Linked DNA regions of Homo sapiens: regions 1 and 3 are each linked to region 2. Evidence: read pairs that join two places in POLR2A ChIA-PET (ENCODE). Cell type or tissue: IMR-90. All regions are shown on one strand. Links, peaks and the distances in the headings refer to the core of each region. The heading gives the core; the rest is flanking DNA.

Evidence for each region. ChIA-PET counts read pairs that join two places held together with the same protein. Peaks named below come from ENCODE experiments on the same cell type or tissue, not always from the same donor. Only the 100,000 strongest peaks of a DNase experiment are listed, where the experiment ranks them.
Region 1: POLR2A ChIA-PET joins it to region 2 with 11 read pairs; 6 of 35 experiments call an interaction of 5 or more read pairs at or near these places.
Region 3: POLR2A ChIA-PET joins it to region 2 with 10 read pairs; 3 of 35 experiments call an interaction of 5 or more read pairs at or near these places.

What each region holds. Positions count from the first base shown.
Region 1 is chr5:93,722,573-93,731,195 of GRCh38, forward strand. All of the region lies in intron 10 of ARB2A (ARB2 cotranscriptional regulator A), which reads right to left. Among named protein-coding and RNA genes, the nearest start is that of POU5F2, 15 kb to the right of the region's middle. In IMR-90, for the core only: no CTCF peak of the experiment used is centred there; no DNase peak of the experiment used is centred there.
Region 2 is chr5:93,583,441-93,592,063 of GRCh38, forward strand. It overlaps NR2F1 (nuclear receptor subfamily 2 group F member 1), which reads left to right. Exons shown (of 3, transcript NM_005654.6): 1 at 1-2,046; 2 at 4,477-5,004. The coding sequence starts at 1,584. It also overlaps a transcript of NR2F1-AS1 not described here. Among named protein-coding and RNA genes, the nearest start is that of NR2F1, 4.5 kb to the left of the region's middle. RefSeq lists a silencer at 832-911. In IMR-90, for the core only: a CTCF peak has its summit at 6,449; DNase peaks (open chromatin) are centred at 4,041, 4,301 and 5,411; H3K4me3 peaks cover 6,779 bases; H3K27ac peaks cover 6,772 bases.
Region 3 is chr5:92,851,378-92,860,000 of GRCh38, forward strand. No RefSeq gene overlaps it. Among named protein-coding and RNA genes, the nearest start is that of LINC02058, 84 kb to the right of the region's middle. In IMR-90, for the core only: no CTCF peak of the experiment used is centred there; no DNase peak of the experiment used is centred there.

The DNA of each region.
Region 1 (8,623 bases), core at 345-8,344, 140 kb after region 2:
ACAGGAACAACATTACATATATTACTTTAATGGGAAAAGAAAAAGAGTGATTAAAGTTCTGGGGCATTCCTCTTGTTTATGTGTTGGTATCACATAAGAGAAGGAAGCCAAAGCCAGATACTAGAAGAAAGGGGTTAACTACACCTCATGGAAGCGAGAGGTTATTCCTCTGTTACATTCTTATCCTTTAACTGCATTAGAATTGACTGTAAACATAAACAAAAGCCACCGGTGGGCAATTAAATTTGAAGAAGTAGCCCATAAAAACTGGAATATTCAGCATGTATAACAATCAGTTACACAACATCTGATTTAATAGTTAGATTTTAAGCGTTCCTCTTACAATACATGTTAAATGTTCTCAACAAATCATATTCTATAATGCAGTAAAATGACAATTTCAATGTAGTCTAAGGCTGGTAGGACAAGAATATTAAAGCAAATTAAACCATAATCTTTCATTTACATTTAGAGGTTAAAAATCTGTAGTCATTTGTGACAAGAGCTTTCAAATGAATTTGCCATTCCCAAAGTCATCTCAGTAGACAGGAAGGAGGAACTTGGCATGTGACCAACAAATTATGAGAGAGCAACACCTCAAGGTTAGAGGGCACTGATGACTTCAACAAATCTCACCAGCTAAGGCAACAGATTAAGCTGGGGGATAGGATGCCCTACAACCTTAACCTGTTAATACCTTTAAATTCTTAAGACTGACCTCTAGTCTGCTCTTTCATATTAGTTGTTAGTTACACTAATTACAGCTTAACTGGTATTGTTGGCACCAGTTTTTCTCCCAAAAGACATGTAGAGAAAGGTTATCTCTAATAGCTTCAAATAACTTCAGCCAAATTCTGTTGTGCACATGAGGAGCACCTACCTCCAGTTTTGAATGGGTCTTTTATAGACATCAAAGCTAAGACACTAAAAGCAATGTGTGTTTGTGGATTCTATAAAGCATTTCATAAAGGAAGCTGTAAAAATAAGAACAGTAACTTCTGTAACTAGAACTTTAGAATGGTTTAAAACAAGGTAATTTGTTTTATTTTTTAATATTTATTTTCAACAAACAGTGGCTGGTGATGTCATATACAAGGAGCTAGTTATACCTTATCGATGCTAGTGAAGTAAAAATACTTGGCCCATGAAATCCCGTCAAAATTTATGGTTTTTAAAAAGGGATAATGAAATTTCTATCACGACCTTTTAGAGCTGTTTTAAGTTCAACATTTACATTGATGTTAACCTAAGATTCCATGGAGTTGTGCCTAGGATTCCAAAGCCCATTTACAAAGATTCAAATACCATCTGTGAAGCTGCTGTAAATTACTCTGTAACATTAATCTTTAAACAAGGCACTAAATCAGAGTAGAAACATACCACAGAGATTTAGAGCAAGAGTCATAACTGAATTATTGAGATTAATGTAAATAGCTTCACGTATAAGAATTGCAGGTTCTTAATATCAGACTGTTTTTGCTTTGAATGAAACATAAGATTTCTTCTAAATCTTAAAAATAAATTACTAATTTCTAAATGACACTGACACTTTTTTTTTTCATGCAAAAAGAAGAGTAAAAATGATCGGTGAATGGAGTTGTTAACCTAAGGGTGCTCCGAGTTAAGAAATATATTAACAAAAATCTGATGATGCAAAATAGACACAGTAGGGAGCAATTAACATTACCAAAAGAAACTTCATTTTACAAAAGGGAATCTTTAAACCAAGCCTAGTCTTCTCAAAAGACGTCCGCCAACAGATACTTGACTTAAATGAACTCTTTGGGGGAAACAAAGTCCTGTAACAGTCAATTATAGTATCACGTGTCATCACATCCAAGACACCATTGATTATAAGATTCATCATTGCTTTTTATATCATTTCAAAAGAAAAACATTGCCAATTAAGCTATGGCATGATGCTTTCTTATCACTTATTGCAAGATGTATTCAAACTTTAGCTAGTTAAAATTATGTCTTGTAATTAATGAAATAAAATATTTTATGATAAATTGACTTTTCTATCAATATATCAAATGATGAAACTGTTTTTGTGAGAGCAAGCTAATTTTGAAATATAGTCACTAGGTGATACAGTAATCCTCCCTTATCCCCCAGTGGATGCCTGAAATCATGGATAGTACCAAACCCTACATATACAGTGTTTTGTTTTATGCATACATACCTATGATAAAGTTTAATTTATAAATCAGGCAGAGTAAGAGATGAACAACAGTAAGTAATAATAAGATAGAACAATTATCACAATATGCCATCATCACTACTCTTGCCCTTTGGGGTCATTATTAAGTAAAATAAGGATTATGTGAACACAAACACTATGATACTGCCACAGCTGATACAATAACTGAGACAGCTATTAAGTGACTAATGGGAGGTTGGCATATATGGAGTGAATATGCTGGACAAAGGGATGATTAATGTTCCATGAGGGACAGAGTAGGATAGCGTAAGAGTTCATCATACTACTTAGAATGATGCACAACTTAAAACTTAAGAATTGTTTATTTCTGGAATTTTCCATTTAATATTTTTTGGCCATGATTGACTGTAAGTAACTGAACCTGTGGAAAGCAAAACTGCAAATAAGGGGGGAACTACTGTATTAAATAAGTTTGCTCTACATAAAGCACTGAAAGAACATTAACCGTATATTTTCTACCTTCTCTGAGGATATAAGAGGAAGAACAGTAGCTGGTATAGTGATTTTAGTTTGCTTGACTAATTTATGGACGAATTAATACCCCTATCTCTTTCCACTAGGGATTTAAGGCAGACTACAAGAAAATCATAAGCAACAAAGTTATTTCAGAAATGAAAAACAGAAAATCAGAACTGCGGAAAAGAACAAAAACAAGAGCATTGTAAGAATTTAATTAGATATAAACATAATTTATGCATAACAATCTAGGTTCTGGATATTTATTTTTCACTGCAATTTCAAAATAAAACATGTTTATCAATGAGATTTTAGGGATTCCTTTGCCTGAAGCTTAGGAACAAATGAGATGACAAATGCAAGGACCTTGCTAATCCCAAAGAATTTCTATAAAACAGATTATTACAATCTACTGTTACTTGTTAAAAAGATAGATACCAAATGAAAGTATGATCAAGACAGAAATTAAATACTGGTAAGAATAACCCCAAAATATTAGCAGCTCTCCCTTAAAAAGATTAAATTGGTTGTACCAGAAGATAAAATAGGATTAATATGAAGAACTAACAGACTAAGTCTCCGTATGCTTACATGTCCTCCTGGTCTGTGGTACCAATGCCAGTAAGCTATCTTAGGATATAGGTAGGTGGATAAGGGGGCTCATGTCAGAGATTACAGGTTCTGAATGAAATGAACAGTACTGCAAGAAGGCCCTCCACATAGCAGGCCTCAGGCTTTATGTGGTAATTGGTTGATACAGCAAAAATGACTTGGGGCACTGTGCTAACATTGAGGTCTATTTCAGAATCATAGATTCGAACATCAGTCAAGTGATGGATCAGTTCTAGTGTTTATAATATTGGATCTTCCTATGTGCAATATCCTACACTTTCTCTTTTCTCTGTATCAGAAACCTGAGATCTAATTGTGGCCTGTATATTAAATTTTTCAAGAAACTGGAAAAATTGACACAAGGACGATGGTGGACATATTCAAAACTCTTCTCTGGGGAAGCATTTCTCTTCAACTCCATATAGTCTTCACTGGGCTGTCAACTATAATACCATGCCCTACCCCCAACCCCCTCATAGATATGGGTACTGGCTCAGGCTGGCCAATCACAGCCTGCCCTAATATGTGACCTCTTTGGCTTCAGTGATAATTAGATGCTAGGGCAGAGAGAAGGCTGTTTCTCTAGGATTATGCTGAATAGAAGTTGCTGCGACTGCCTGTAGGTACTCTGCCTGTTTGTTTGAAAAAGCCCTTTCTGTGAGAAAGAAAGAATGAGGCCAACAGGCAAAGAAAAGTACAAAGAGAGATGGAAGGAGTTTGGATGACAGAGTTTGAGTCCCAGGATCTACTGATCCCAGAAGTAGATCTACATCTGGGGTTTTCAGTTTACATGAATCAATACTTTTTCTTTTTTGGTAAGAAGCTTGAATTGGGGTTACGTAACTTAAAATGAAGAGTCTGTACTAGAGTACAGTAACTGAAATGAGTAGATTATATTCAGCTTCTTTTTCAGTGCTCTAAAACATGAGCTTGATATTCATGTATTCATGTTTGAATTCATGTCTACATATTTGAATATGTAAAATTACTATACAGTAAATTATAATAGTGGCATTTTAAAATGCTAATATGTGTTTAAGGGCAAGAAGTTTCTAGATTATCCATGTAAATGCTGTAGATCACTAAAAGTGGTAGGCAATCCAAAGTTATTCATATTCAGTTTTCTAATACTTTATAATAATGATGGAAGGAGGGGTAGTGGGAGAGAGGGAGTTTATTCTCCTGATTATGTTTTTCCTGGCATAATTAAAAGTAGTTTGCATTTGCTGAGAAGATACTAGTTTGGTAGTGGGAAAAAGTGGCATAGAAAATATACCAGGAAACAAGGAAAAGCTAGTCTAAGATTATGGTTTTTTTGTGGATAATTTCCCAAATAAACAATGTATTCATAAACAACTGAAAACTAGGTATAGCTATCTCTCTTGGGTAAGAGAGCAGAAGCATTGGACAATAACAGGGTTAGTACATGCTTTTACAGAAGACAATGTGAAAATTCATTCTGGAAAAGCATTTACTAACCCTTTTAAAATATAATATTTAAACTACAACATGTAAACCATTTTAAGAGCTGGTTGGAAAACAACTCATCTGGCATTATGATTTGGATGAGCTATATTCTACCTGAAGTTGAGTTACAAATAACTCAAAAACCCTCAGTGTTCTCAGAATAATTACTTAACTTCCATTTTCTAAATATTCTTATTAAATTCCAACATATTTAACTTTTAGGAACCTTAAGCTATGAGGGTATATACCTTCTGGCTCTTCTCTGTAGATGGTAAGGGTCTGAAAAGGCAATTGCCCAGTGGAATGCACTAAACATGAGTCCACTACCTTGAGCAGACCTCTCAAAATTATTCACCTAACATGTTTCATTATATACACTTTGGGGATTATCAGAAGTAAGAGATATTCTTAAGAAATAGATCTATCAGTGCTGGGTTCTAATAGATTTTTGGCCTATCTGCAAAAAAATTCACCTGCTGAAACAATTTATGCTAAAAAGTGTCACTTGTATTTAAAAACAAAGTATGGTGTCAGGACTCATGTGTTTATTCATAGCCACTGACACCAGTGAGTCTGCATGACTTGGGGGAAAAATGAATCTTTTCAGAATTCTGCAGTTTTATATGGACTCATTTTAGAAACTGGACTCTCATTTTAGAAAGTTTTATAAGGATCAATATATACATTAAGGATTTCAGTATTCACAGATGGAAGCAACAGCGGACTTAATAATTACTAAAGATATATATATACGGTTTTCTCATTTCACAAAAAAGTATAATTAAGAACTGCATTGTTCTTTATGCCTAAATAGTTTTCAATAATTCTTACAAAGGTGGTTGGTTTTTTTTTGTTGTTGTTTTCAGAATGATTCTGACCAGGAGTATATCAATCATTTTAATTTCATATGAGAATAAAATGCAGAAGAATTATCTTAAGTCAATTGTTTGATATAAAAATGTATTGATATCTATTTCATCTCCAGTATCGTGCTAGGCATTCTCTCATATAATGAGCTGTGAACAGAACAGTTTGACTGTGTTCCATGATAATCAACAGAGTTTCTAATCAGATACATGTTTTTGCAAATGAAGGCAAGAAGGCTTTTACTTAAGAGATTGTCTTGTGTCTGGTGGTTTCTTCAATTTCCAACACTTTTCAGTAGTTTATTTATGAGATTATAATAAACTTAAAGAAACTGATTAACAGTTTTTTTTAAAATCAAAAGCCTGATGGAGACAATTGACTCTTGATAAGAACAGGCCAGTGGATCTGCTAAACCATTAATTTCTCTGGACTTGCTGATCCATGGTGCCAAGGCAAACCATCGAGAAGCTTTACACCAGTACTAAATTACATTAGTTCCTGGAAGAAAGGCCGTTAGAACCTTAGAACTTAGTATTATGACTTAGGCTATTTGACATAAGTCAATATAAAAACCAGTCACAGGAAGAATTATTTTTTGTCTTGAATGACAACAACAACATCATTAACAAACGTACTACAATTAAATAAATGATCTATTGTGTTGTTCAATGTCTTTTTGAAAGACTGATATATTAATCTTTAATGTTAAGAAAATATTTCTTCTCATGCATTTTGGAAGGCTCAAGTAATTATATACTGAGAACTATATAACTTTTTGGCTATGGCTGTATTTTTACCACTACATTTAACTCTTTATTGCAGTAACAAATTACAGTCCAGATTTTCAGTCAAAATAAACTCCCTTCACTTTTCCTCCCCTTCCTGACTTTTGGTCATGTCTCTCTTGCTCTCTGTCTGTCTTTCTCTCTCTCCTCACCTCGCTCCACTCCTAGTTATCCTTTACGTTGTTCCCCGTTCTTAAGAATGTTTCCATATATTTCCACTGAGTTCTTTGCTCCTTTCTTTGTGTTGTTCCTCTGCCCATTCCTCTAACACTGGCCGCTTGGTGATGTAATCCTTGATTTTCTCACTTCTTTCCTCTCTCAAGCTTATGTGCTTCTTGTCTAATTCTGAATCTTTAGTGCCTAGCCCTTAACAGGTGCTAATTAGATATTTGGTCACTGAGGATGAAGTATAGAGGTACAATGTTACTGCTTACATGAATATGAAGATGCAGAGCCTGGCGGAAAATCAGGAGTTGGTTTGGGACCACAGCAAGGATGTCTGGGAAATGGCCAAACATTGCTATGGTGAGTATCATCATTTTGCTTGTTGTGTCCTGGAGTATTACATATGGTCTACATAGCCCATATTTCAAATAATATACTTAAAATATGTATACTGATATGTGTATGTACGTTTTTAGGAGAACAACATAAATGAGAAATCAAACAATTGCTTATAGTTTTAAAAGTTAATAATATTTGCAGGAAAATTAGCAATATAAAATGTCTAGTTAGATAATGTAATAAAATGAATATGCATATCTGTAATTAGGATAGGTAGTTTTATGGTGAGTCTTAGAATGCACATGAGAGTAAACATGCTAAAGATTTATAAGATGTTCCACTGAATACATGGAATCGTTGTTGTCCTCATTAAAACAATAATTAAAAAATCTACACTTACATTTTAGTAGAAAGTGGTATTTCATTTATATATGGTTTTATTTCAACTGTAGTATCACTGGATCAACTGTGAGAAAATATTTAAATCTCGCAAATTCAAGCACCTTCTGTTTCTTAAATGTTCACATGGTGTATATATGTGCACAGAGAATGTTCACTAAATAAATTGTTTACTGACTAATGCAAGAAACTCAGTTTAAAAATAAAAATGATACAATTTTTTATGGAGCATGCCATTTCTGGAAACTCAAATAAAAAGGATAAAGATGCTTTCACTTCTCATTTAAAGTGTTACATTTTTGTTAGTATTTTACTTAAAATTTCTTGGCCCAGAAGACAAAAATTTATGGCTGCAGATTAACTACTTTAATGATGTGACACAGAAGCAGCAAAACGTTCTTTTTTCCCTATGGTGTTGGAGTGATTGGCTTTTCAGGGGAGTAAAGAATAACACACTAAATCCCTGTATGGGGAGTCTTTTTTTTCCCCCATCTCTTCTCTTTGGTTTAAATGTCAAAGGTAATACATATTTAGCAAGCAGACTGGTGCCAAAAAAAAATGTTTGAAATGAGGTGATCATTTATAATATCTGTATTATTTAATGGTTGATTATTACAGAAATATTTACAGTAAATATATGTAAAAAACTTAAGAGTCTACTTGGATTTAGCAATATTATTAAAACTGTTTAAGAAAACAGTCACTGTCTAAACTTGTTCTCTTCTGTTTTAGCTCTGCTTTTCATAAACACAATGACAAATTAAAGGCAAGTCACCTGACTGTTCAGTACATTAGCTTGATAAACTTAGTGGCTGACAATTCTTAGCGAAAAGTGACACAGCTTTCTTAATAAGTTCACATATCAACTTTTCTGGGGAAATTTAAGAATCATATCTCTATCAAAATATAAAAATTTTCTTCCTAAGTGAGACTCTCATTTTACTGATGAGAGTTCAATTGTCCTGCTCCGAAAATACAGATAAATAAGAAGTTACTGTAATTCTTCAGCCCAGAAGGTTATTGGTTGGGAGAGAAGAAATTTTATTTTTTGTAAAATTTTCCTGAGAAGATAACCCTAGAATGGTGGTATTATTTGAATGCAGATCTGGGACTATTTGACTCTGTGGCTAATACTCTTTCCTTTCCATCATACCACCTTATTTAACTCCTTTGTAGGAAACAACAAAGTCTCTCTGCCTTTCCAAACCTATCCCTGATCACCTATTTTTTCCTCTACAGTAGGGGTAGTAGGTGTTATTGGGTGAATTGTGTCCCCCACCAAATTTATGTGTTGAAGTCCCAAGCTCCA
Region 2 (8,623 bases), core at 147-8,146:
TTCTTCTTCTCCTTTCTCTCCTTTTTCTCCCTCCTCCTTGTCTCTTTTACTCCATTCCTGCAGAAGAGAGAGGGCTAAACTTAAAGAAAAAAAAAAGGAGGAGGAGGAGGAGGAGGCACCCCCTTCGTATTCTTCTTATCGTTATTTTATACATATATGATTTTTTTTGGAGGGAGGGTGTTGGTTGCCGGCTGAAGAGCACTTATTTAAAATACTAAAAAAAGAACATTTTTGGGCGATCTCCAGGGTTTTTTTAACTAGCTCTGTGTGTTATAGCAGAAGAAGCAGAAGAAGGAGCAAGAAAGAGGAAAAGAAGAGGATTATTTATTCGACCTACTTTGGATGTCTCTCTCGCTTTTCCTTTTTCCTTTTTTTGGCAATTATTTTCTTCTGATTTTTATTTTTTCTATTTCGCTGTGATTTCGTCGCCGGCGTGAATTATCCCGTATTTTTCTCCCCCTTCCGTCACCTCCCGAAAGAAGAAGGCAGCGAGAGCCCGGCGCCACCGGCACAACAAAAAGAGCAAAGTGTGTGATCTTCCTCGCCGGCTGCCTCCCGCTCTCCAGCGCTGCCTTCCTGAATGGCTGGCTGCGTCCGGCCCTGGACCTGGCCCCCCGACACCCGCGCGCCCTGATCGCCGGCGGCAGCCTCGCCCAGCGCCCTGCTCGGCTCACCGCGCTCCCCGCACTCCCGAGCCCGGCGAGGGCTCCCGCCGGGACAGCGGCGGCGCCGCGGGCGGCCCCGGCCTCCGCTCGCGCTCCGGCTGCGGCCCCGACTCCTGCTCGGACTCCGGCCCGGGTCCCGGCTCCTCCAGCGGCGCTCGCCGCAGCAGCTCCGGCGGCAGCTCCAGCGGCGCCTGCAGCCGCGACCTCCTCCTCCTCCGCCGCCGCCGCCGCCTCCGCCCTCGCCGGCTTCCTCTATGTCGGCTCAGCCCGCGCGCTGCGCGTAGCCCGAGCGGCCGGCGGGCGGGCGCCCGGCGCGGGTGAGCGACTGTGTGTGCGAGTGTGTGTGTGCGCGGGGGTGCGGGCGAGGCGGAGGGCGAGTGTGTGCGCGCGCCGTGGCCCATGCCCGCCGCCCCCGGCGCTGCGCCCCGCGCCGCTCCCGGCTGCCGCCTGTGCCATTTCTGATTTTGCAACTTGGGGAAGAAGAAAAAAGCGAGAGAAGGGAGCTTGCTCGCCGGGGGGTGGGGAGGGGGGAAGGAGAGCGCGGCCCCCCCAGGAACGGAGCGCGGGGGGAGCGGGCGAGGGGAGCAGGGGTGTTGGGGGGGGAGCCTGAGAGCCTGGGGGGGCTGCAAAAAGAGAGAAAGAAAACAGCAGGAACCACAACAAAACGCCAGCAGGGCGGGCGGGCGCGCAGCAGCAGCGGGGCGGCCGAGGCAGTAGCGGCGGCAGCGGCGGCGGCGGCGGAGGCAGCGGCCGGTGTCCGGCTCGGGCTCGGCTCCTGCGACCCCGGGGCGCCCGGCGGGCCCCCCGCCCCCTCCCCCTCCCCCCTTCCCCTTCCCCTTCCCCTCCCAGCGCGCCCGCGCGCCCCGCGGCCCTCGGCGAGCAGCTCGGCTCCCCCCAGCGCTCCCCGGGCCCAAAGATATGGCAATGGTAGTTAGCAGCTGGCGAGATCCGCAGGACGACGTGGCCGGGGGCAACCCCGGCGGCCCCAACCCCGCAGCGCAGGCGGCCCGCGGCGGCGGCGGCGGCGCCGGCGAGCAGCAGCAGCAGGCGGGCTCGGGCGCGCCGCACACGCCGCAGACCCCGGGCCAGCCCGGAGCGCCCGCCACCCCCGGCACGGCGGGGGACAAGGGCCAGGGCCCGCCCGGTTCGGGCCAGAGCCAGCAGCACATCGAGTGCGTGGTGTGCGGGGACAAGTCGAGCGGCAAGCACTACGGCCAATTCACCTGCGAGGGCTGCAAAAGTTTCTTCAAGAGGAGCGTCCGCAGGAACTTAACTTACACATGCCGTGCCAACAGGAACTGTCCCATCGACCAGCACCACCGCAACCAGTGCCAATACTGCCGCCTCAAGAAGTGCCTCAAAGTGGGCATGAGGCGGGAAGGTGAATATTTCTTCTCTGCTTCTCTCCCCGCGCTTCGCCCGCCTCCCTGGCTCTTTCTTTCTTTCTCGCCCGGGTGGTTGCTGTGTGGGGCTGGGGCTCCTGTGGTCCCGGCCCGTCCCAGCTTTCCTTCTCCCGGCTGCCTTCCTCCCCCGGCGTCTCCCCCCGCCCTCCCCAGCTCGCTGCCGCTGCCTCCCCCTCCCGGCCTGCGCTCATCTCCCCGGCTCCCCCACCCCGCCCGCTGCCTGCTCAGGATTGTGTCCCTGAGATCGTGAGCTGTGGCTTAAAATCCCCTTCTTCCCTCTGTCTTGGATGTGCTCGGTGTGTGTCTCTTTCCCGCGTGTGCGTGAGGCTGCTTGGGGCTGTGCTGGCATGAACTTGGGGAGGGGTGCTTATTTCCCCCAGAAAACTCTGTTTCTGTGGTTTTTTTTCATTCCACTTTTCCCTCCACCTCTTCATACCCTTTATTTAAAATGGGGGAGGGCTGGGGGCTGGAGTACCCTGAACCATAGATTCATTGCTGCCATCATCCTTTTGGAAGCTTAGCTCGGAAAAAGAGGAGTGAGATTTATTGCACTTGTAGGTCTAATTAGGGGGGAAGGGGGGCTTCTGGCCCGTTCACTGGTTCCCTCTCTTCTTCACGGAGCTGGGGCCGCCTCCTCCAGAGCTGTGGCCTTGTTTTCACCCCTCTACTTTGAAAGGAAAGTTTGTGACTGAACCGTGCTTTCATAGTTGTGTCATTTTTTTTAAAGCATGATACTCGTTTTATTTCTTCATCAAACTCCACCCTCTGCTTAAATACTGCATACAAATTACAATTTACAACGGCATTTACCGATCCTTCTGATTTGGCCGTAATGCATAGACTGCAGCTAGCATGAGCTTCCACATCATTTAATCCCTGTGTTGTATGGGTTTGTTTTTTTTAAAAAAAAACACAACTTTTGATGTTGTATTTGGATATGCTTCATGTTCATGTGGCAAGAGATGCAGTACTTTTCTTATAAATATATTTAGCCGTTTACAGTTAAAGTTTATCTCTTGACAATCATTAAAGATGTCTTATAGTCAAATTAGCGAACCAGTCAATTTTGCAGAATGCAGATTACTCCTTCTTGTAATTGACTTTAAAATTATATTTTATATGCCACAAGAAAAGAAATTGAATTCCTTCAGATCTCAAGGAGCAGACAAATATGACTACTTCATTTCTAGCTCCAGGGAGATTTTGTAGGCATCTGAAAAAAAAAAAACTTTGAATTGTACTCTCACTTAATTGAAAAATAACTGCCAAGTTCAAAACTATAATTAGAAAAAAGTATTCTAGGCATTATGTTTCAAGAGCTTCAATTGCACTGGAACTTGCATTAAAATTAGAATCAAAGCAAACTTAAGAAAATAGAACAAAACCTGAAATAAGATAGCTACATGTACATGAACATATCTATATTAATTTGTTGGGGGAAGAGTTCAGTAGCCCTAACTTTTCCTAAAGTTGTCTTTGTTTATATGGCAATTTAAAACGCTGGCACTGTTGAAGTAAAACATACACATTTAAAAAAAAAAAAAAAAAAACTTTGGTCAGCTTTAAGAACTCAAAGCATGCTTACGTTTTGCATTCAGATGGTTAATGAATCCAGTGTTTTTGCAGTTGAAAGCTCGTGCATTCACTGGGCAAAAGCTGGCTGCAGGTTGCAGTGGCACCGCGCAGGACAGACATTAATTATATTTCCTACTTTTTTCAATAATGTTTGGCTACTGTAAGTTCAACTTTTTTTCTTGAAAATTTTCAATTTTCTGTTGCTTTTAATAGTGAGAACTTTGTATGGGGCGACGGGGAGGAGGGGAGAAGGGAGGGGTGCAGGATACTTGTTCTCTACTCAAAAGTTGTAAGTGGTTAGTAGGATATGTAACTTGTGTCTATTTTAAGAATTATTCTATAGCATTTTAAGAGAATGTGGAAACATTTTATCAGCAAAACGCTGCTTGCTTGCAAATGAGGAGGCCGCTAGGCATTTGCCTAGAACCACAACCTTTCTCCGGTTTCGCCTTTTTTTAACCCTGATTTTTTTTTTCCATTCTGGAGGGGTGAGTGGGGTTTCATTTATCTGTGTGTTCCCCCGTGGTGGCTTAGGGGTTGGATGACACTTTCTTGACCTTGCCAGGGTTGGGGCCCTGGAGTCAGGCCTAGCTCCGGCGGGGCTGACGTGGCCAGGGGCTCAGGCAGTGGCTGGACACACTGAGCTGTGGAGCTGGAGGGCCTCACCCCAGATCTCCTAGCGGTGTGGACTGTGAGAGCGAGCCGGAGAAGATGCGCGGGGCGCGTGTGGCTGCGGGAAGAGCTTCTGCATTGTGTTGGGTACGCTGCGGCGCGGCAATGTTCGCAAGCTCCCTGGATGCACATTGCCTCTTTTCTCTCTTTCTTTTTGTCAGCGGTTCAGCGAGGAAGAATGCCTCCAACCCAGCCCAATCCAGGCCAGTACGCACTCACCAACGGGGACCCCCTCAACGGCCACTGCTACCTGTCCGGCTACATCTCGCTGCTGCTGCGCGCCGAGCCCTACCCCACGTCGCGCTACGGCAGCCAGTGCATGCAGCCCAACAACATTATGGGCATCGAGAACATCTGCGAGCTGGCCGCGCGCCTGCTCTTCAGCGCCGTCGAGTGGGCCCGCAACATCCCCTTCTTCCCGGATCTGCAGATCACCGACCAGGTGTCCCTGCTACGCCTCACCTGGAGCGAGCTGTTCGTGCTCAACGCGGCCCAGTGCTCTATGCCGCTGCACGTGGCGCCGTTGCTGGCCGCCGCCGGCCTGCATGCCTCGCCCATGTCTGCCGACCGCGTCGTGGCCTTCATGGACCACATCCGCATCTTCCAGGAGCAGGTGGAGAAGCTCAAGGCGCTACACGTCGACTCAGCCGAGTACAGCTGCCTCAAAGCCATCGTGCTGTTCACGTCAGGTGAGGCTGCGGTCGCGGGGAGGGCAGGCCGCGCCGGCAGCGAGCGCAGGCCCCGCGCCGCCCGGGCCTGGCCTTCGGAGCCTCCCGCGCGGCCGGTGCGGGGCGGGCCGGGCCCTCGCTGGACACTGAGCCTGGCCCGGGTCTGTGACCCCCGCGCGGTGACCGGCTGGCCGCGCCGCTGCCATCTTGGGAGCGCGGCGGTGCGGGAACCGAGGCGGCGCGGGTGCGGCCGGCGGGCGGCCGGGCCTAGTCGCCCGGACCCCTACGTGGGGCCGCGGCTGCCGAGGGTGTGTGTCTGAGGCGGGGGGGCGGTGCTGTGGATCCGTCTGGCTGCGCGCGCGCGCGCGCGTGTGTGTGTGTGTGTGTGTCTCTGTGTGTGTGTCTGTGTGTGGTGCGTGTTATGTGTGAGCCAGAGCTCAGCGTTTCTGGGGGAGGCGAGGGAAGGAAGAGAACGTGGGAATGTGGCTTCTTACCCTGTGTGGCACTCTCCTTGAATGAATTTCCCGACACAGAGAGACACAGAGAGAGGTGGAAAGAGAAGAATACGCACAAATAAATCATAATAATCCCGCTTTATCGCTGCCTGATTTTCCCTTATCGGAAACCATTCATGTTTGCAGTTGGTGAGGTTATTGAGGGTCGTAAAAAACGGATTCGATCTAAACAAGAAAGATAAAAAACAAAAGCAATGCTGTAGAACCCGCAAGTATGGGAGGATTCCCCGCCTGAAGATGAATTCCAAAGCTATGCAAAACACATGAACACTGGAAATTTAAGAGTGCCTTAAAAAATATCAAATTATGTGTAGGCAGTGGTAACATGCATGTTAACAATTTCTCTTATGATAGATGGTTCAAATTAACTTCCAGAAAAGTGCATTAACGTTTCCTTTGAAGGGCTCTGGTCTGAGCCTCCGAGAACAATCCCCGCTTTTTATTATTGTAACCTGTAAGAGGGAAACATATAAACACCCAGGACAGCAGGTAATGGGGAGAAATAGAGACAAAGCCAGAGAGGAGGCTGGTGGCAAGTAGTGCTGCTTAGACTGGGTCTTGGGCCCTGCCCACTGTGAGTAGGGTTAGCTGCAGTTTTACCACCATTATTGGCAGTATTGTTTTTAATTCCTCCATTCGGAGAACAAATAAACCATCCTAATAAATCTATCCTAGAACCAGGCTTTCCAATGGCCAAATTAAAACCATTCTTGAACAGGGATAGCAAAATCCCTTTCATAAGGCCTTGTTGAACAGTAAGCAATGGTATAATCTATCAATATTTCTTGGCTTTCATGTGTGAAGAATTGTATTTACATTGTATTAAAATGACTCCTAAATTTGCACAATATTGTAATGTAGCAAATGTAGTATTAATATCGATCTGAACAGCAGATAATTTATTTAGACAAGAGCATCTCATTTGTATGCAGGGTGGCCAGAGCAATGGACTTGGACTGCCCCCCTTTTACTTTCAGTGCAAATGCAGGTCTGCTAGTGAGAGAGGGAGTTATTCTTTCCAAGAGGATAAAGTGCAAACCTTAAAACAAATGGAAGATTTATGGAATAGCCTCCTCCGTATTTGAATGCATTTTATCTTAATAAGTCTTCTTGATGGAAACGTGTTTTTCAAAAGTGACAAAGAGCCTGGGAAGCAGCAACCAGGCTGCCTCAGCTCTGGCAGGCCTGGGGCCTGGCTGGCTCTCTACTACCAGGCTCTTTAGCCAAATTCATCAGGAAGCAAGCCAGTGTCAGGGAAGCTGGGGTTTGAAAATCTCATCCAGCGAGGTGTCTTGAAGCAGAAATGTGACTTGGAACTGGACAGACGTTTTCTCAGGAAAGGTCTCTCCTCTCTTTTCCTTACACCCCCTAAGGTTCTTTGAACCCCCTTGACTTTGCTAATCTCATGCCCTTTCCCAGAGAGAGGTGAGGACTGTGCAGGCTGCAGGGAAACACTGTGGAATTATTCATGCTTTCCTTTTAACTTTCCATACTAAAACATTCCTGTGAAAAGTGTTCATTTAAAAAGTTTTCCAAGGAAGTTTCTTGAATCAAGTCTTCAAGGTGCAAAGAGTGCCTAGAAATGAACAATAACATTATTTTGTTGGAAAATTGCAAGCAGAATATCTGAAAATGGAAATAGAGCTGTCAGTAGTAATTCACCTCCCCCCTCCCATGCAACACATTTCCACTTTTGACTAAACTTGTTTTGATTGCTAGCCAGAAGGGAATTCATGGGAAGCCTTCTCAAAGTCATCCAACTTTTAAGCAAACTTTGAATGATGGAAAAGACAGTTTTAGACATATTGTCCAATGTGGTTTGCTTTGGCTAAGTATTTGAAGCTGGCACGGGGGTCCCCCGTGGTGGTTTTCACATTTGGCCTCCGGATGGTATGTTTAATCCTTAATATTCTGGACTGCATCCAAGGACTAGGTCATGACCTGAACTTACTTTTTAAAAAATTCATTAGTTCATACACCTAAATATTCCTTCAAATAAATGAGACTTTCTCTGAAAGGAGCCATCTAGTTAACATAAATACAATAAATCCATTTTCAGCACAATAATAACTTTGATTTCTAGTTATGGCAGCTGATTACATCTATATTTCCTGAACACTAAACTCTTCTGAATGCACAACATGAAATACATTCTCTGCACTACAAAGGCTAGGCCAGGAGGGCCTGAGCAGTAATGGTTATTTATTTACATAATTTCTTTTCCATACACTGTAGAAGAAATATTGAGAGTTCCCACATTGACACTACCGTATAAAAAGTGTGACATGGATTTTGCACATTCTGCCTCATTTTCTTATCTGGGGTATAACTCATGGAGCATAAATATATACTGTATTACACCCCCTGGTCACCTAGCTTTGTCACCACAACCCCCTAGTTGATCTGGGAGCTCATACCTTCTGTCCACAGTTGAGGGAATCCTGTTGCAAAGGGGTGAATGAATTTCCAGACTGGGAAGCCAGGCCAGAACCAGGGCTCCTGCCGGAGGGAAGCCACAGAGCTAGCTGGCTGGTACCTGGCAGGCAGGCCCAGCTACAGGCATTCACCTCCAAAGGAGGGAAGAAATGGAAGCAACCAGCACAGGACCCAGGCAGGCCTTTCCTGGGCTTCTTGTCTCTCTTGGAGCGGCCTGTTTGGGAGTTGGGAAGTGACCTTGTACTCCAGGGACCCTAATCATAAATGTCAGATAGATATTTTACTGAGCTGAGGGGATGCCAGATGGATCTTAAAAAAAAAAAATCTGCCGGGATACCAAGGGGCCCTTTTCACATTGCATTGTCTAGGGCTGAGAATGATCCATAAGCATGCAGGCAGATAATGCATGTAAAGCAAGCTCTATGTAATTATGGGTCTGGGTCTGAGTGAGGGTCATTCATCAGGGCCAGGTTAGCAAGCAGGGCCAAACTCACGGTCCCCTCTCTAAGCAGCAAAGCCCCACAGAGCTCTTGCTGCCCTGGCCCTAATAGCCATAAAGTCTCATTTGGCTTCCCATATCAGACCAGTGTGGATATACCCAACTGGCTGGCTGGAGTAATTAGACATCTGAGAGGAACCTAGTCTGTATCTGAGGTCAAAGGGGACTTGCCTCAGAAGTTCTTGAATTA
Region 3 (8,623 bases), core at 324-8,323, 730 kb before region 2:
TTCTTAACCATTCTGTCTTTTAGAATGGCAGAAGAGGTTCAAGTTTACTTCACCAAATATAATACAATGACTTAAAACAACAGAATAGAAAAGAGTGCCTGTATTTAAAAAATATAAAAGGTATTACAGGATAAGTTAAGGGGACTAGAATAAAAAGATGGTTTAAACATACAACACACGCAGTGTTGATTATGAAGAAGGCACCATTATTATTTACTTTCTTTTCTAGCAGAAACAAAGTATGTTATGTAATATTGTATGTAAAGCATCACTTGATGCTATTCTGCTAAAACACTAAATAATTTTCTAGACTCACATTTTTTTCAAATTCTCATCTTACTTTTGAAAATCTTGGGATCTGACCTATATCTATAGTCTCTTTTTCACTTATACGTTTATTTCTATATTCACAGAACAAAGCCTCTCTTGCTCTTTTCCCATAACTAATTGCTCTTTCATAACTAATTCAAGTCTTCTTTGAAGGTGGTGACTTTTCTTCCCAGTAACCACTTAGGCTTGCTTTATCAATGAGGACCAATCCATATAGTATATCTCTCAGTGAGCTCATTTTCTAGAAGTGTGACAAACAATAAAGATGTTAACTCCCTTTTATATATATTGGAAATGGGCTTAGTTAATTGTATGCAATAACTTAATGGATATGCAGGCAAATGGAATAAAGACTGAAATAAAATCTACATCTTAAATCATGGTGACCAATAAAAACATATTGATTCATATGTGTCTATATCAGACACTATGTAAAAGTAATAAAGTAGGTGAAAATATTTTGTAAATTCCATGGCACTGTCCACACATTACTGTGATTGTTTTCCCTTTAAGACATCGCACTGAGAGTGAGTTAAATAAGATGCCAATTACCTATTGGAAACGTAGCCTTAATTAGAGTTGGGAACCCCCCCTCTTTGTATTAAAGGGCAATAATGATGGAAAGACCTGCTACATGTGGGATCTTTCTTTTCTTTATCCTAAGTCCGTGATGCTATTTGGGTAATAACTGATGAAAGGACTAGGGTGCCAACCAATTTGCAGTTAAGTGGCTAATTAAGACCCAAAGCAAAGCTGCCAGGAGGTTGGGTCTCTTAGCTTTAAAGTGACACATAAAAGCAATTACGATGGGGCTGGCTTTGCTAGGACATATTTAAATTTGGACAAAATTTGGGCCAGTTATTATTTTATGTTAATATATTCCCCTATAAGACTCCATCAGAGAGAAAGGGGAATTATTTAGGACATAAGAAATAATTAGAACATTACTTGAATTCTCTGAACTTCAGATATGAATAAAAAGCAAAACTGTAAAATTAATTTTATGTTTGCAGTTATAACAGGGTACTATATATATGTAATTAGATTTCCTAGTCTCAGAGGAAAAGGGGATATGTGCATGAAGCACATTATTATTCAAGAGGAGAAAATCTCTTAATTCTTGGGTGTGTTGTCACCTGTCTGTCATATTGCATGAGTGTGACACCTAGCCCAGAATGGCAAGATTTTTAGAATTGTTAGATTTAAACTTGGGACACTCAGGTATTACATTTAAATATAGCTGCTCTAATAGCACAGGGGGGAACAACAGATTCTTTCTGGGTTTAAAAAGGTTTGAAGTTGGTGAGGAAAAGTAGAGAGAATTTGAGAAGATGAAAATTATAACACAAATTATCCATGTATAAGGGAATGATGGTGGGAGAGTAGATGACTTTTAAAATCATAGCTCCAGGAGAATCTTAGAGTTGTGGGGAACCACAGTCCGTTTAAACCTTGCTCTGTTGATTTATGATGTCACCATTGAACCCCTTGATGGCATTAAATCCTTGTAATTTGCAGTTGCCTAGCATATTTTCCACACACAATTCAATAACTCATTGTGTAGCTACTTCACACACACATATAAACACACACATTAGTGTGAATATGTATGTGCTGAATATGTAGTCAGTGGAAACCATGATTTTGTTGTAATAATAAGTTAGGTTAATAAAATACACGAAATCATGGGCTGGATGTGTAGTCACTGTATCACCAGCTTTGTCATCAGGCATCCTAAGGGGACAGTACTCCATGTTATTATAAACAGATTTTACCTAAATTTTGTGTATATTCTTTTTAAACATTGAAGAAGCAAAATTGTAGGGTCAGCCAAAAGTCATTATTGCAGGAAATAAATGAGATTGCACAGAGATAAATAAGGAAATATATTCAATTCACCTAAACATTACAGTAATAGGATTAGAAAATAACAGAGTTATAAATACTAACCCTTCAGGGATACATTCTTCTGCCCTAAGAGGTATGTGGATGGATCTCCTCACTGTCCAGGGAATCTCTGTTCTCTTCCAAAGAGCCTGGGAATGGCCAGTAATTTTGACTCCATAAAGCCGGGAAAGAGAAGGTTTTGGAACCTTTTCTTTAAGTCTATAATACAACTAGTCATTAGCATTTCTGTGGGGGTGAGAGGTGGTGTTTCGACATCTCTTATGCTAGCTTTTAAACTGACTTCTGTAATTATTCTCCAACGGAAACATGAGTGCCAGCGACTTTCTGGGGAGTTATTTTTATTTCTATTTGAATATTTTAGCTACAATGCTGGATATGCACTGCTGGATCTCTGAGAATGCTGTTCTAAAATGCTATATTTATAAAATGACCAAAGAGCACATGCTGCCTGGATTAAATTTATCCCAAGATGAGAGGTTTTATCTCTAATCATCTGCTTATTGACTAATCTGGGTGCATCTTGGGCAGGTTTGATGGTTGAGATGTAACAGGCTAACGTGATCCAGATCCTAAAGGAGTATTCCTTTGTCTTTGTCTTTGTCTTCCTGAAACATGGAGAAAATGAATCTGGCTGCTCTGAATTCATCATGACTTAGAGTAGCATCCTCATTGAATGAGACTGCCAGTTTGAGATGAAAAAAGTGGGGTGCTCTTTTTAAAGCAGCACAATATATGAGATCACAGAATTACATAGACTCTCAGAAAGATATTTTTAAAAGAAGTAGGATAGCTTTTCCACAATGTGTTTAAAATCCACATTGAGTATAATTCTGAAGAATTATACTTAATGTTCCAGCAACATTGTATCCTCATCTATACTGTGGCCCAGGTCACATGACAGTGTTATTATTTTCATCAGTCTCCTATACCTAGACTGTGAGCTCCTTGAAAAAAAGGAACCTTTAATTGCAACGTTTTTATTCCCATCAATATTCTAAACAACATCAGGCACATTGTAAGCAATCACTAAATATAGCTTAAGAAAGATTGAATGCTATGCTGTGTTTAAGACACTTATTAGTGAGACAGATTAGATAGATAGACAGTAACATGATAGATAGATAGATAGATAGATAGATAGATAGATAGATAGATAGACAGACAGACAGACAGATAGTTAGATAGATATCCCTGTTACTTGTAGTAAATTCTACCATGGGACTGCCTTTCTTTGCACTGGTGTTTACTTATAAGGTCTAAATTAAGACTAGATCTTGTGTCTTGCAGATCTGCGTTTTATGAAGTCAGGAAATTAGTAAGAAAGTTCCCCATGATAGACTTAATATCCCAACCTTTCTCTTTGGAAGATTTTAATGCCAGCAAATAAAAATTAAAGAATTTTTTAATTTTAAGAATCTAGAAATTCCTGACAAGTTCTGGAGTGAGTATAGAATCATTTGCCTTTCTACTATATATATATTAGGGCCCATTAAAAATTGTAAGCAGCTTTACTGCTGGCTACATTTTCTTCTAGGGTTATTTTCTTTTCTGTTGAGTAATTCCTTAATGCCCAGGGAGTTAAACATTCTGATGGAAAGGAAGTACTTATCATTTTCTGAGATTTAAAGCTTTGCTGCAATGTTTTTCTTGATCTTGTAATTTTAAAGTGCTACCTGTGTAGTTAAATGTCTCTCTCTTGATAAATTTATTTCAGTGATATTTCTAAGGTTACACATGTTTGCAAACAGATGTTGCATAAGAAGACTCTAACTCTAAAGCACTTTCCACTTCATTTTGCTATGTTATCTTAATATATTTTTAGAAGCTATCTGAACTTTTGGACTTTTCTAATTCTCATTGCAATACAAAATCATATAGTATCTAAAGAAAAAGAGAGAATCAAAGATATGTCAAGCTTGGTTTGGTTTGGTTGGTTTGGTTTGGTTTGGTTTACCCCTTGGGATGACATGAGCATCATCTCCAATATCCAATCAACATTTTCAGAGGCACATGAGAATGTCCACCAAAAAGTGAGATTATTTTAAAACATTTTATGGCTGCTTTTAATATTTCTTCACTAATGAAAACATGTATCACAGCTATTACTGAATATAGAAAAAAGTATTTTCTTGATTATTAAATGGTGATATCGTTCAATTATAAAATCTTCTCTTGAGATTAGTACACAATCAGAGATAACTTAAAAGTTCTAAATAGCCATTTTTTTCTTCTCTTGCTTTTGTAAAAAAATCATAGACATGATCTTTGAATCTTCATTAATTCTACTCATCCAACGTCTTATTAGCCTTGCTCCAGATGAGAGCAACCTTTGGAAATGGTCTGCTGTTCTTCAATATCATAGTGATGTATTACCTAACAGCTAACACGTAGTTTCAGCAGTTTGGTATTTTAAAGAAAGTTGCCAAAACGGATACAGCATACAGAGACTTGAGTGTGTGTGTGTGCATGTATATGTAATCCTAAAATGAAGAGGCATCTATTCTGGTAATAGCTGTGTACTTGAACCCATCTACAGTTTGATTGTACATCAGTTATGATGTGTCTCTTTCTAACAGGAAGGATACAGATCTTGATGAATGGCTAAAAGGTAAGATCATTCTTAAAGGTGTGAGTGATTAATAATGGCCATGCATAGATTTTTTTCTAAGAGTGTAAATAAAATATATCATTCACATGAAGGGCAGGAGTTTGGCAGGATGATTCATAGTGCATTTGAAGGCATAAAAAGTCAAAGCTAGGGTCTCTTCTAAGCATGTAAAAGAGGAAGCCAGTTTCACCATTTAAAATATATGAGTGGATGTTGGTATAGAAATCACATGCCTTATGAGATACTGAAGACTGATTTAATTTTTTAAATTGTCACCAATTAAACAAAATAAAAATTTTCTCTTTTAGCAGCTAAAAAATGATAGTAGTACAGGGATAAGAGATAAAAGATGAGGGTGGCTCTTCCATGCTATAGCACTTGGGCCATATACTTCAATCCAACCAAGATTTGCTATATAGCTTTTAGATTAGTGGTTACTGTGGAAAGAAAACACTTAAGCTGCAGTATTAGCATAAAGCTTCACTCTAATGTGGTTAGCATTCATACCAAAGTACGGTGGAGCCCTACCTATAAAGGTGTTAACTAACACAACAAAAACCAGAAAGCTGTTCTTTGAAGAAAAAAGAATTACTTCCAGTGGTGATATCTAAGTACAGTAACATCAGTGTACATGATTGATCTTTGTTTATTCTCTGCCAGCAGCCTAAAGCTCATGATATTTCAAAATGTATAAGAACAAGCTTCATGATGATACAATACTACACATCATGCTCCTCCTATGGCCCAGTACTGCAGAGATTGTACAATGCCACAGAAGGAAAAGGTCTGGACCCTGGGGCTGAGCTGTGACTCAGCTTATCTCCTTTAAGTCACAAGTGAATGGAGAAGCATATTTGTGCCTTTCTAGCATGAAGTGCAAATAACTATCATTATAAACTGTTAAAAACAAAATAATTTTTTTAAAGAGGAGGATCTCTCTCTGTCACCCGGCTTGGAGTGCAATGAAGTGACCACAGCTCACTACAGCCTTGAAATCCTGGACTCCAGAGATCCTCCCCACCTCAATTTCAGTAGCTGAGATTACAGATGTGAGACATCACAGCCATCTATCTTTTTTTTTTTCTTTTTCCTTTTCTGTGGAGATGAGGTCTCACTATGTTGCCTAAGCAGGTCTTGGAGTCCTGGTCTCAAGCCATCCTTCTACCTCAGCTCCCAAAGTGCTGGGATTACAGGTGTGAGCCACCATGCCTGGCCTAAAAAGAAATGTTGATGGCTGTCTAGGATGCTGCGTCCACTAGACACAAAAACAAGAGTCATCATTTGTACTCCTTTAAGAATGAAGACTTAAAAGTCACTGATTTTTTAATTTATTGACTTAATGGCCTATAAAAGATTTCACTAATGTTATTTTCTTCATTTAATTTCTCTCCCTGTGAGAACATGGGGCATATAGCCTGGGTATAGTAGAAGGCACAGTGACATTCTCTCTCTGTAGTTATCACAGCCTTCTCCCTGTGTTCTTTGACTGCCAATGTTCCCTGCAAGTCTGTCTCGTATAAACAATCCAAGCATGAGCCTTATTGATGGACAAAGATATGACAAATACACTGACACAATCAGAAACACGACTTTTGAATGTGAAGGGCAAAAATTTTAAAATACCAAATGACCACGTCAGAGGTGAGACTTCACTATATCGAGGTCTTCATAGTATTTTGGAAACATAACCCCCTTTGAGAACATCTAAGATGTCAATATGCTATACCGACTTAAATACAGCAGACTCTGCCCCTCCCCCTGTTTCTCATTATTTCACTCTCAAAATTCACATTTTGAGGATCATTCTGCTTCTGGATGAGGGAGTACAGGTATGTGTGTACATCCTAGGCATGGATCTTATGACTATCTTCAGCTTTCTGTGGAGGTAGGTTTAAAATTAGTTCAGTTCTATTATGTAATAAGTTTCAGGATTTGGGAATCTTTGGGTAAATGTGGAACATGTTGCTTATAACACATATTCAAACACAGAATTCAAAGGTGTGTCTCCAGAATAGAAATGTTTAAATTATTGTCTGTATCTGGTAAGCACTCTCATGAGACACTTCCATGTGTTGTACCATAAGTTCTGTCTCCAAGTTATAGTCTCTGGGTAAGTAAAAAGGAAAGCATCAAATGGATCAGATAAATCAGAACTAGGGAGGTGGTGGTTAGGAAGGTAGCTAATAGTAGATGTATCAAAATGTTACAATATATTTTCTTCCTCTAGAGTCCCTTTTTAGTAGCTAATCATGGTGATGGGAGACTGTAGTACCATCCACTTGGGAGGCTGAGGGGGGAAGATTGCTTGAGCCCAAGAGGTCAAGGCTGCGGTGAGCCATGATTGAGCCACTGAACTCCAGCTTGGGCAATCTTGTTTCCAAAAAAAATCATTTTTAGAATATATCTATTTGCAGATTTAATACAGACACTTTATATATTCTTTCATCAAATTTTAAGGAGAATGCACTAATCCGAAAGACAAATGTTATTTCTATATAATGTGAGTCATATATAAGTAATTGCATTATGGTCTGTGGGAAAATGAAATATACTAATTAGTCATTAATCAATTTAGTAAATACCTAAAACTTTTTCAGAAAATTTGGCTTTTTTCTATGGCCTTTTCAGAAAATGAGAGTGAGCAAGTCATTTCCTTCTTTGTCTCTTCCATCTGCTGTCCTGCCATGGTAGTGAGTGAGTCTGTATGATTGTCTTATTCATCCCGTGTGGCTTTGTTGATTAGGGATTTTGCTAATTCTCCAGATATCATCTATTTGGGTCCTTCCCAAGCTTCTCTTTTTCCTGTCAAGATGACAACAAGATGGTGTATATATTTGCAGATGAGAAGAATCAAATAATTGAAGTTATAAGACACACAGCCATACTTACCTTGGATTTCCCTAAAGGTGATATTCACTAAAGTCTCTGATTTCATACTTTATGTGGGGGACACAGGAATTCTTCCATGTGTTAATATTTTGCTTTTTATCTTGCTCTGACCATCACCACCTGTGTCCTTCTGCCTAATTTCTCAACTCCTCAGGATCTGGAAAGACTCCATATTTACCTGGGCAAAAGACTTTCTGTGCTGAGGTTTCTGACTATGGAGTCTCTAACAGTCTCCAATTTAGAACGGCTGTTACTCCCTTGTTTTGTTTTCTTTTACTTTTACATTCTTCTTTCATCACTATGGTACCATTTGTAGACTAGCTCTCATTTAAGAGGCAGCCAGCTCCATAACTTAGCAAATCAATGAGTCTCTCACTGAATTACCAGTATGGAGATAATCCTGTAAAATAGTGAGATAAGGAATCAATCTCTTTCTACTAGAATGTGCTCAGGTTTAGTCATTGATGCAAAATACTGTGCAAAAGTGGGAAACAATTATCTCTTAGAATTGGAATTAGCACTTCCTTTCAGAATGTAGTCTTACTTCAATTTTAATTGTTTTAACCATGTTTTGTTTGATTCCTTTGACTCAAAACACACAGACCAAATAGATGTTTCAGTGAGAAGAGTGTTTACAGAACAATTCAGGTAAGGTATTCCCAGATTGACTGGATGCAATTTTAATGACACAATCATCCTCAAGTGTGCACCAACTCCTAGTGCATTCCAGTGACTTATTTATCAACATCACAGAACACAAGATTTTTTTCCTCTTACTCTCAATATTTTATAGTAACTCTTTGGAATCACTAAAAAAATTTTTAAAAGAGTAACACTTCAATAAGAAATATAATAACATGACAGGAATATATTCTAATGTTACTAAAT